Regions from separate parts of the Homo sapiens genome. Here region 1 is linked to region 2. A link is an interaction called in ENCODE POLR2A ChIA-PET data of the cell type or tissue named here. Cell type or tissue: IMR-90. All regions are shown on one strand. Links, peaks and the distances in the headings refer to the core of each region. The heading gives the core; the rest is flanking DNA.

Region 1 (2,916 bases), core at 235-2,734, 700 kb after region 2:
AATAATGTATAGCACCCGTATTTGGGTTTATTTTGTATAACTCAAATATGCTGTTTTCCCCTTAAGTTTAACAACTAAATGTGAAGTGAAGGCTTCAAACGTTGATGCTTGCTGCTAAGCGGAAGGTAAGTATCATACTCAACAGCTTCTGGTTATAGATTACATTCTCAGTTAGGCGGCTGATTTAAATCATTTGTAAAGCTTTTAAAAAATACGGATGCTAGCCCTACTCTTCATCTACTTAATCAGAAGCTGTGGGGATAGAGTGAGACATGTACATTTTTAAATACTCCATGTACGGCTCTGATGAACATACCTGATTACATGCCACTGTTCTAGTAGCTAACAGAAAAAGACAACTGTATAGAAACAGTAGGTGCAGAGTAAAGTTTTAATAATAATAATCATATTACACAAGAAAGCTACTAGAGCCACAGATCATTTTGTTGTCATTTCTGTGAAATGCTTTACATTAAAAATCTTTTTATGGAAGTTATATATGCTTATTATAGTAAACTGGGAAAATAAATCTATAATCCCAAATGCCAAGAGATAACATAATTTGATACACCTCCTTCTAGTCTTATTTGCGTAATTTAAAGTGGCTGAGATCATATGGTATATGTGAGTTTGTGTCATGCTTTTTTTAAATAGTATTTTCCCATACTATTAAAATAATTTGTTCTAAATGTCATTTTAAATGGCAACTCACAATCTTTTTAACCAGTTTCCTGGCTATACAGGTTGTTTCCAATTTTTCTGCTATTTAAAGAATGTATAATAATCATCTTCAATTCCAACATATCATAAAAAATAAAATAGTATTATACTCTTAGTATAGATGAAAACTATGTATCTTTTCCCTAAAAAGTTAAAAAAAAAAAAACAAAAAACACAACATTTTGTGTACAATTTCAGAGACTTCAGACAACCTGAAGTCCACCCTCACCTCTTGGATCTAGAACTCGAACTGAAAAACCACAAGGGTCGCTCTAGTATTTTGTAGCTCCATGAAATTAAAAAAAAGAAAAGACTCCAAGAATGCCTGAAAGTCAAGATTTTGGACAGGAATGAAAAATATTAATTACAACAAAAAGAAAGGTTTAGAGCTAAATTTAGTAACCCAGTCTGGTGTTCATCAAGGATAAAATCTCTAGCCCCAAACAGGTCTGTGCAAATAGGTTCTATTTGTTTATATTTCTGTACGAGACTTTGTTTAAACATAAGAGTTCCAAGCTAAAAAAAGGTTTGAAAATCACTGTCCTCATCTACCCCAACAATTAAGAACAGACACTCAGGCCCAGAAACCTAACATGGTTTACTCAGTCAGGCAGCTGATCAGAGACAGAGCTGAGCCTAGAACCAACCTCCAACAGAGTCCTGTATCTACCAGTCCCAACTTAAGGCACTTAACTTTTTTTGTTGTCTTAGTCAAAAGAGCTTTTTGGCAAGGCATGATGGCTCACGCCTATAATCCCAGCACTCTGGGAAGCCAAGGAGGGCAGATCACCTGAGGTCGGGAGTTCGAGACCAGCCTGACCAACATGGAGAAACCCTGTCTCTACTAAAAATACAAAATTAGCCAGGCATGGTGGCACATGCCTGTAATCCCAGCTACTCGAGAGGCTGAGGTGGGAGAATCGCTTGAACCCGGGAGGCAGAGGTTGCGGTGAGCCGAGGTCGCGCCATTGCACTCCAGTGTGGGCAACAAGAGCAAAGCTCCATCTCAAAAAAAAAAAAAAAAAAAAAAAAAAAGCTTTTCACCACTTACCATACATGTAATTAAAAAATTAAAAATTATAGAATTATTAAACACAAGTACATCTTTGTGTCTTTGAGCTCTGAGGTACATAACAAGTTGGTGTGCCTTTGCACATAGCTTTTTGAAAGAAATGTGTCTATTTTCCTGGAATCTCTTGAAAGGAACTGTAACACTGAATCTGGGAGAGACGGTTACTTTTGGTTGCTTCCATATGGATTCACAACCTATGAATTAAGATGAATATTTTAAAATGTTCAATTAACAGAACACAACATTTTAGGCTATTAGCTCCTCACTGCTTTCATCAGCTTTAAATGCATAGTTACTGGTACTTAAAACTCTTTCCTCCTCTTCTCTAAGTCTTTTGCAGAGTGAACCCCACCTATGTATTTAGTCCATTTCTGCACAGGTGGATCTGAAAGTTCCTGTCTGAGCATGAAACTAGTCCTATAAGCCCCTATGGGGAATAGCCCTTTTTTAGGCTTATCCTAAATTGGGTCAGGTGCTATTAATAAGGGAAGGAGGCTGCAAAAGGCCTAGGGATGTAAGGGCACAAAATAAACTCCTCTACTTAAATGAACAAACAAATAAAACAAACATAACATCAGCAGCACCATGAACATACTACAAAATCTTCCCTGTTTCTTCTCTGTAAGCCTAATTCCTGCTCATTTCTCACCTACATAACATCTGTTGCTTCATGTCAGTCCTTTTCTAGTCACAGCTCAGTCTTTTTTCTTAGTCCATTCTTTCACTCCAACCTCCAATTGCCATAATTTTACAAAAATTACTTAAGGAATATATTGAAAAAATTTCAATTAAGAAAAAAAAGCTGATAAAACCAGCTTTGTATTTCTTCCCCTCTCAAACTGCAAACCAAAGAACAAATTAATTTTTTTTCCGATTATGTGGCCCCCAACTTTTGAATTTTTTCATTACTCTTATAGGTCAGCAGCACCAAAAAGATAAAAACCATCTCCCACAAACTGGCGCTGCTCAGCAATCCTTTCCACATTCCGAAGTGTTGCCTTCATCAGTGCTTCTCAAGCTGGGATGTTTTCATCATGGATATTGGAAGCCATATAATAGACATGGCACACTCTTTCTGAAGAATAAATTTTACTTAAACATTAGTGGGGAAAAATAAACTTTTA
Region 2 (2,916 bases), core at 240-2,739:
TGTTAACTGAAATCAGCTGGGTGTTGAGTGTGAACTCACCCAAAGTGAAAAGTGTGGTTAGTTAGATCCAGAAAACGAAGACTGGCTGCCCTGAAACCCCCAGAAAAAAAAGGATGTAGGACATTCAAAACCTGGTGCCTCCTAACAAGCAGCAAGTAGAAAAAACAGACTCTGATGTAAGTCACCATCAAAAGGACTTCGTTTAAAAAGAAAAAAAAGTTCCACCTAGGCTGTGAAAGAGACAGAGGGTCAGTGTGGCCCAGAGACAAATAAGAAGGAATAGTGGGCTGGGTGTAATGGCTCACACCTGTAATCCCAACACTTTGGGAGGCTGAGGTGGGAGAATTGCTTGAGTTCAGACGTTTGAGACCAGCCTGGTCAACATAGCAAGACCCTGTCTCTACAAAAAAATAAAAATTAGCCAGGTGTGGTGGTACAAGCCAATAGTCCTAGCTACCTGGGAGGCTGAGGCAGGAGGATCACTTGAGCCCAGGAGTTCAAGGCTGCAGTGAGCTGTGATGGTGCCATTGCACTCCAGCCTGGGTGGCGGGAGTGAGACCCTGTCTCAAAAAAAAAAAAAAAAAAAGGAATCGTGATATTCCCTTGTGGCATCTCTTTGCTCTCCTTGCTCCCTTCATATTGTGTAATGAATAATAAATTATTAAGTCTATGTCTTCTAAGAAATAAATGCTTTAAACATTTAAAGCTAGAGCTGTTTTCCCCTGGGCCTTTGACTTAAAGCCAATCCTCCATTGCCTGCTGCTCCATAGGAAGGCAAGACTCATTTGATGAGCTCCATGTGTATTGTCCTAGCTTGACCCCAACTCCCCATTTACCTAGTGTGCCCCAAGGACTAGAAGCATAGGCTCAAAAAGGTTCTGCTGCTGGGAGCTGGAGGTTGGGGGCACCTCCCTCGGATACAAAACGTGGATAATGGCTGACTCTGTGCTGGGATGGCCACAGCTATCTGGGCTCCAGATCCAGGATCCTAACCTTCCCCGGGCTGTTTCTACTTGGATCTGTTTTTTCTCTGCTCTTAGCAGGTCTAAAGTGAATCTGTTTTTCTTCTTCCTTACTCTCCCCCATCTCCTCCAATTAAACACATTAAAACCCAGCCCTGTCTATCTTGTCTCTCCATCTGCAGCCAGCTTTCAATTACCCACGCCTGGGTTATTTATGGCAAATGTCCAACCAGGGGTTCTGCCACCCAGAACGTTTCCGAGCACAGACTGACCAGCAGCCGCTGCAGGCGCAGGGAGCATGAACTCATTTCATTATCAGCCCGAGCCAGACATTTGGAAGGGAAATCTGCCAAGAGAAAATCACAGATGCGTTCCTCAGCCAAAGAGAAGCGACGTTTGTATTATGATTTGTTTCTGATCCTCTGTGTCCCTTCCTCCTTAGCATGGGTAATGATGACACAGCTGTTTCTCCAGCAAACTCCAAGAGCAAATGTCACTCCTGCTTTCCAGGGGCATCATTCTGTAATTCCCTCTCATTTGCACTCTGGTGGAGCATGCGGGGCTGAGCAGGAGGAGGTCAGCACGGCTATGGGAGGCCATGGCCGAGTCAGCGAAGGCTGGGGCCCAGGTCTAGACAATCTCTGCATTCAGCAGCAGCACAGAGCCCGTGTTCTATTATCTGTATAAATGGAGCAGAAAATTCAAAAGCCATTTGCAGTGGTTTCTGGCATGCCTTATCTAGGTCGGGTGCCTTTCTCTCCAATTTACTTTTTTTTTTTTTTTTTTTTGAGACGGAGTCTCACTTTGTTGCCCAGGCTGGGGTGCAGTGGTGCGATCTTGCAATCTCCGCCTCCCAGGTTCAAGCCATTCTCCTGCCTCAGCCTCCGGAGCAGCTGAGATTACAGGCACGTGCCACCACACCCCGCTAATTTTTGTATTTTTAGTAGAGACGGGTGTTTCACCATGTTGGCCAGGCTGGTCTCAAACTCCTGACCTCAAGTGATCCACCCGTCTTGGCCTCCCAAAGAGCTGGGATTACAGGTGTGAGCCACCATGCCCGGCCTCTTTCCAATTTACCTTCTGATGATGTTTGTCAGCATTTCCCATAAGGGTTCTGTGAAACACTGTTTGGGAGATATCAGTGTGGGGGATTTAATTCATTTGAAAAAAGATGCACACTGTATTCTCCTGTGAAAGCACACAATAGTACACTCAAGGCTCTGAGAAGGTGCTATTTTTGGTACCAACACCAATTTAATTTCATTTAACTCTGTGATTTCGTGATTTCTAAACGTGTTTAGGAACAGAGTAGCAGTTTTGTATTTCTTGTTCTGTTTTTGTTTTCTTACAAAACCCTTATGGAACCAGCATTTGAAAGCCACAGTTTCAGTTACGGTTGGTAAGAATGCGGCTCCCCAGCGAGGCTTGCTGGGTGGGAGATGCAGGAGGTGAGGAGTGGAGGCTAGCCGGCCCTGAGGGCTGCCTGGCTGGACCACAGGCCTGGCCTGGGTGAGAAGTAAGGTGGGGCTGTCAGTGGAACCAGTACCTCTTGGTGCTGCATGCATCCGGGCAGGTGGGGCACTTCTCACACATCTCCCCAAAGGCCCCCGGCTCCGTGCATTGGCACTGCCCACAGAGACAGTGCCCACGCTCGCTGCAGATCTGGCCATCTCTGCCCCGGCATGTGCTGATGTCTGTCGAGCAGTTACAGTTGTCCCCGATGTAACCTGCATGGCACTTGCATTCCCCGCAGTGACACTCGCCATGGCCTAAAAGGATACATGTGGCACATCAGCACCTGCTCACCTTTACACATGAGCACATAACCATCTGGTGCCCCACATGCCAGGACTGGGATTCAGCAGAGAATGGAACACCAACTCTGCCCTCAGAGCCTGTTTGGGGAGATAGACAGAGGGCCTAGAGCCAGCATGAAGGGACAGCAGGGGACCCT

The links. Peaks named below come from ENCODE experiments on the same cell type or tissue, not always from the same donor. Only the 100,000 strongest peaks of a DNase experiment are listed, where the experiment ranks them.
Region 1: POLR2A ChIA-PET joins it to region 2 with 5 read pairs; 1 of 35 experiments calls an interaction of 5 or more read pairs at or near these places.

What each region holds. Positions count from the first base shown.
Region 1 is chr3:125,469,617-125,472,532 of GRCh38, forward strand. The region is part of intron 8 of SNX4 (sorting nexin 4); the gene reads right to left. Among named protein-coding and RNA genes, the nearest start is that of SNX4, 49 kb to the right of the region's middle. In IMR-90, for the core only: no CTCF peak of the experiment used is centred there; no DNase peak of the experiment used is centred there; H3K27ac peaks cover 288 bases.
Region 2 is chr3:124,771,182-124,774,097 of GRCh38, forward strand. ITGB5 (integrin subunit beta 5) reads right to left here. Exons shown (of 15, transcript NM_002213.5): 11 at 2,509-2,731. Among named protein-coding and RNA genes, the nearest start is that of MIR544B, 40 kb to the left of the region's middle. RefSeq lists enhancers at 916-1,631, 1,632-2,346. In IMR-90, for the core only: no CTCF peak of the experiment used is centred there; a DNase peak (open chromatin) is centred at 1,350; H3K27ac peaks cover 207 bases.